2 separate regions of the Homo sapiens genome follow, and region 2 is linked to region 1. Evidence: chromatin loops called from intact Hi-C (ENCODE). Cell type or tissue: CD14-positive monocyte. All regions are shown on one strand. Each heading gives the region's core, and the rest is flanking DNA. Links, peaks and the distances in the headings are about the cores only. Region 1 overlaps GPCPD1 (glycerophosphocholine phosphodiesterase 1). Region 2 overlaps GPCPD1 (glycerophosphocholine phosphodiesterase 1).

Region 1 (2,802 bases), core at 13-2,512:
GGGATCGCATTAGAATCACTTGGGAGGACTTGAAAAAAAATACACATACCTAGATCCTGCTCCTGGAGATTGAGAAATAATGGCTGAGGGAGAGGCGGCAGCACGTTTTTCACAGCTTATTAGTAATTCTACTCTGCACTAGTGGGGCTAGTTTCACATGCTCCAACTGGCTGTTTTGGAGATGAGGTAGTACTGGGAATTTGTCCCCCCCCCTTTTTTTCTTTTTGGGGTAGCAGAAATGGCAACTTTCTATTCTTAATTGGAAGAGTCCACCTGGAAACCTCTGTTGAAAAGGATTCTGAGGCTTATTGGGGAAAAATAGGGAACATGTGTCAAGCATTTGCTATTCTTTTTTTGTTTTTGTTTTTGTTTTTGTTTTGAGATGGAATCTCACTCTGTCACCCAGGCTGGAGTACAGTGGCGCGATCTGGGCTCACTGCAACCTCAGCCTCCCAGGTTCAAGTGATTCGCCTGCCTCAGCCTCCTGAGTAGCTGGGATTACAGGCTTGTGCCATCTCGCCTGGCTAATTTTTATATTTTTTGTAGAAATGTGGTTTCATAATGTTGGTCAGGCTGGTCTTGAACTCCTGACCTCATGATCCGCCCACCTCAGCCTCCCAAAGAGTTGGGATTACAGGCGTGAGCCACCACGCCTGGCAGCATTTGCTATTCTTGCTTTAAAGCAGTGATTTTTACTTATTTATTATTTATTTATTTTTTATTATTATACTTTAAGTTCTAGGGTACATGTGCAGAACGTGCAGGTTTGTTACATATATATACATGTTCCATGTTGGTTTGTTTAAAGCAGTGATTTTTAAAAATGTACATACCTTAATTAAAAAATACTTTATTGCTAAAAAATGATACAATCATTTGAGCCTTTAGTGAATTGCAATCTTTTTGCTGGTGGAGAGTTTTGTCTCAATGTTGATGGCTGCTAACTGATCAGAGTCGTGGTTGCTGAAGGTTGAAGGACAGTGTCAATTTCTTAAAATAAGACAGTGAAGTTTACTACATTGATTAACTGTTCCTTTCATGAAAGATTTTTCTGTAGCATGCAATCACCATAACAGATATAATAATAACAAAAAAGTTTGAAACATTATGAGATTTGCCAAACTGTGACATAGACACGAAGTAAGCACATGTTGTTGGGAAAATGGCACTGATAGACTTGCTCGACTCAAGTTTGCCACAGACCTTCAATTTGTAAAAAACACAGTATCTGTGAAGTATAATAAAGTGCAATACAATGAGCTATATCTGTATTTATTTTAGGAGCTAAGCTTGTATCAGAGTAAGGACAATGCCCTAAAACCTGTCTTAGCAGAGCCAGGTAGGGCTAAACTACTCATGCTGAATTAACGTTTGGTTAATGGTCTATGACAGGGGTTCTCAAAGTGTTTATAAAAGTTACCTGGAGGCGGCCGGGCCTGGTGGCTCATGCCTGTAATCCCAGCACTTTGGGAGGCCGAGGCGGTTGGATCATGAGGTCAGGAGATCGAAACCATCCTGGCTAATGCGGTGAAACCCGTCTCTACTAAAAATAAAAAAACAAAGTTAGCCAGGCGTGGTGGCGGGTGCCTGTAGTCCCAGCTACTGGGGACGCTGAGGTGGGAGAATAGCATGAACCCGGGAGGCGGAGCTTGCAGTGAGCTGAGATCGCGCCACTGCACTTCACTCTGGGTGACAGAGCAAGACTCCGTCTCAAAAAAAAAAAAGTTACCTGGAGGCTTGTTAAAATACAGGTTACTGGGCCCCCACCCCCAGAGTTCCTAATTCAATAAGTCTGGGTAGGGCCTGAGAATTTGCATTTCTAAGAAGCTCCCAGCTACTAATGATGGTCTGGGACCATGCTGTGGATAGCACTAGTTTATTATTTGAAGCTAAAACTCAGTTACAGTAATGAATTGTAGTGAATTCTTGACCTTAAGGCAGCTGTTGAGTCAAATCTTTAGTTTCTGTTAGAATAACATAGTTCAGAGAAAGACATTGGCCTGAAACAAGATACAGGTTCTGACTGCTTGTCTGAGGAATAGCCAGAGCCTGGGTAGGACAGCTTAGAATAACGGATAGTCAAGAATAGGAGTGTAACTCATGTTTATCTCTCATTTGTGACACAAAAGCTGCGACCCAAAGTCTCTTATCAGCCATGTAACATCCCTCGCTAAGTGGGAAGTCACAGAAGATTCTGACTCTGGCTTCCACTTTTGTACAACTTGAATTTTCTGTTTGGAAACTTATCCTGGCTCTTTATATGGCTGGTTCCTTCTCATCATTTAGACCTGAGCTCAGACAGCGCTTCCTCATTAAAACCTTCCTTCCTTTTAAAAGCCTCCTCCAGAACTTCGTTCTGTCTATCTTCTTTGGTTATTTTTCTGTCTACCCACACAGCAAAGGAAGCTCTTTGAAGATAAGGCTCTTTCTGCAGTATATACCCCTGTGTTCCCATTGCCTGCTACAGAGTAGGCCTGTAAAATTTTGTGTAGGAATAAATAAGTGATATTGGTCATACGTTTTATTTGAGGAGTTTTGTGAATTAAGAAGTCTTTATGCACTGTAGTTTGATATTGATGCTGCTGCTTTTAATTTTCTTTCTTCACAGCATGCTATGGAAAGCAACCATTGTACTCAGTAGAGGAGTATCAGTTCAGTATCGCTACTTCAAAGGGTACTTTTTAGAACCAAAGGTATGTTTTCTTTATCTAGTTTCCAATTCCTTTAGCACTTCCTTCAAAAGCAACTCACTTAAGTTTGAACACGTTCAAAGTAAAATGCATTTGCTTTGGTCAAATAAGG
Region 2 (2,802 bases), core at 147-2,646, 49 kb after region 1:
CCATGCAGAAAAATAAATGTCCTGAATTTTCATATTAGTATTCTTTATTGTATATCATGCATGTAATTTATTTAGAAATGTAGGTCTTACTAAATGTATATGCATGTATTTCAGATTATACTAGGATTTCTTGGATTAGAAGCAGATTGTGTTAACTGTAACTTAAAGAATGAATGTTAAATAAAATGATACAGATTTATTTTCTTCATTACAAAATGAAATTTCAAGAAGGTGTTACTTTTGTAGAATGGTTTTATAATATGACAAGAAATTTTAATATAGTGTCTACCCTAAAGGGATGGCTTATTTGCATCTACCTTTTACTGCATGTTTTTCACAAGGCAGTTTATTCATATATTGACATATTTTGGTAGTAGCTGAGAACCTAAGACTTGAAATTATACATTGTGTAGTATTTTTTAAGCTAAGCAATGCAATTTTGGTCAGATCTTATTTGTGTGAAGATAGGCTCTGAAATCCTATGGTATTGCGTTTGTAACGTTGATATTAATGCAAAATAGTTTAGGAAATGGAGTCTTCTGCAAGGGTTCTGTATACTTTTCCCACATTGTATGAGATTTTCCAAAATTTTGGTGTGAATTGGGCACTTTTGGAAAACTCCTGAAAAAGAATTAGTTTCCTTCATCTGCAGACCTTTGTCCAATACGGTTACCATTTCTTTATAGTAACTCGATTAGCCATATATGTTTGTTTCTAGTCCTGCTCCTTTGCTCCTCTCCTATGCCTTCCCAGTGCTGGCTCCATTTTGAAGACTCAAGGACAGAGGGGAAGCAGATCATAAAGAGAAAAAGGAGACAGAAGAAAGGATGAAGGAAGGAGGTCATGGGGAGTGTGGCTTCTGAGCAGTTTAGTTGCTGGGGAGAGCAGACAGTCACTGCCTACAATACAGACAGAACCTTCCTGCTCACTTTCTGTCCTATCTCTTCCTGACCTTATGAACCAGTGTTAGTAGATGATTAAAACATGACAAGCAATGGCTCCTTATTTTCACAGGACTAAGTCCGGGCCTTCGTATCACTAGCTGTTGCCTTTTACACCCTGCTTCAGCCACCCTGTCCCTGTCATTGGCCCTGGACTTCCTCTCTGTGCCCGTGTGTCCTCTGCCTGGGAGCCCTCTCCTCCCATAGTCACTTTCTCTCTGCCAAACTCATTTCTTCTTGTGCCCAAGACCTCTCTCCTGAGCCCTTGTGGAAACTTCAGGAAGGATGAATCCGTCTTTGTGCTCCACGGCTCGTACCTTGATCAGGCTGTGCATCACAGTAATTCTGTTCTAGGTAGGCAGAGTTGATCTTTGTCTCATCTGCCAGGCTGCAGGCTCTTCAAGGGCAGGGACCTTGTCATAGTCATTTTTATTTTCACAGTGCTTGGAACATGGTGGAAAATGAATGTTGGAATTATTGGAGTAATATAATTTGTATCAAATGTCCTTTTGAATTAAGAGATTTAGTTATGTTTACTAAGAATGTAAACTTTGAATTGGTTTGCATTTTAACAATTAGGATGGTTTATTGATGTGAATTTTGAAATGTAGAGGTATAATGTTAAATTATTTTATACTTTATGGAAATCAAGTGAAATGTTTGAAAAAATGCCGCCATTATCCTCTGGTATTTTCTACTCTCTGGAATTATGTGCTGTAAATGATCGGCTGTAAATGTGAGGCACACCACCCACCCCTGTGTGGAAAGTGTTGTGGCGCTTCCTGCCACCCACCCACCTCTCTGCCGTTGCTCCTTGTGACACTTGTCTGTCGTCTCCCATCCAAACTCCAAGCTTACAGCTACCTCAGTACTGCTTTGCTTGTCTGAAACACCTCCTTTGCCTTCCTTCAGTGTCCCGCTCAGGTGCAGCCTCCTCCCTAAAGCTCATCTCAGCTTTTGATCTGAATGATGATGGAAACATGCAGACAGCCTCTCAGTCTTACTATTTAATGTTGTAGCTGGGAAAAAACCCAGAGAGGTTAACTGATATACTGGGTTGGGACTAGGATGTGGGTTTTGTGACTCTGAATCCCATGTTCTCAAACTACGCTGCCTTCCGAAGTCTGGCATTTGTTAGCTCATGCTTCCTTGTAGTCCAGCTTCTTATGTGCCTGTTATATTCTCCAGTAAGATTGTAAGCCCCTTAAGGGCAGGGACGTCTTTGCATCTCTAGCACTGCTATAGTGTTCTATCCTTAGTTATGAACTAGATAAATAAATGGTGGTGGCAACAATCCTAGTTTCCTAACTCAGATTGTTTCACGATAAACACAGTTTTGTATGGCATGCTTGGCCATAATGTCTGGAGTATGTGTGTGCTCACATATGCGTGTGTGTGTTTGCATGGGTTTGTATGTTTACCAATGGAGTTCTCTGTCCTGGTTGCTTGGAGTCATGTATTTGATGGATTATGCTAAAACCAATTTTTTGCTCCATGCAGACTGAGGAGAAATACAGGGATAGTTATTCCATTTAAGTGGAAGAAGAAGGTACAGTTTTTCCCCCAGGCCTGGTTGCCTCTTCCTGGGACAGCACACCTAAGTCCCGCAGTTGGTGGACTGGTAGTGAAAAGGGCGCTGCCTTGGATAGGAATTGTGTGGCCTGGGGCAGGTCGCCTCATTAGTCCTGGTGGACACTCATTGCCCTTTCTGCCTAGGCTCGCTCTCTATGCCTCTGACTAAATTCTGCCTCTCACATTATTACTGGCTTGGTACTCTAGGCTGATAATGGAGTCCTATTAATTGAGATTTGGATACAGTTGATTTATTCCTTTGCATTTTAGTTTTGGATCATGTATTTTT

Evidence for each region. Peaks named below come from ENCODE experiments on the same cell type or tissue, not always from the same donor. Only the 100,000 strongest peaks of a DNase experiment are listed, where the experiment ranks them.
Region 2: it touches region 1 in a loop (2.2-fold over the local background); 7 of 110 quality-filtered maps call a loop at or near these places.

What each region holds. Positions count from the first base shown.
Region 1 is chr20:5,593,218-5,596,019 of GRCh38, reverse strand. GPCPD1 (glycerophosphocholine phosphodiesterase 1) reads left to right here. Exons shown (of 20, transcript NM_019593.5): 4 at 2,609-2,693. Among named protein-coding and RNA genes, the nearest start is that of GPCPD1, 16 kb to the left of the region's middle. RefSeq lists a silencer at 2,503-2,797. In CD14-positive monocyte, for the core only: no CTCF peak of the experiment used is centred there; no DNase peak of the experiment used is centred there; H3K4me3 peaks cover 762 bases; H3K27ac peaks cover 893 bases.
Region 2 is chr20:5,543,872-5,546,673 of GRCh38, reverse strand. GPCPD1 (glycerophosphocholine phosphodiesterase 1) reads left to right here. Exons shown (of 20, transcript NM_019593.5): 20 at 1-2,235. Among named protein-coding and RNA genes, the nearest start is that of LINC01729, 35 kb to the right of the region's middle. In CD14-positive monocyte, for the core only: no CTCF peak of the experiment used is centred there; no DNase peak of the experiment used is centred there.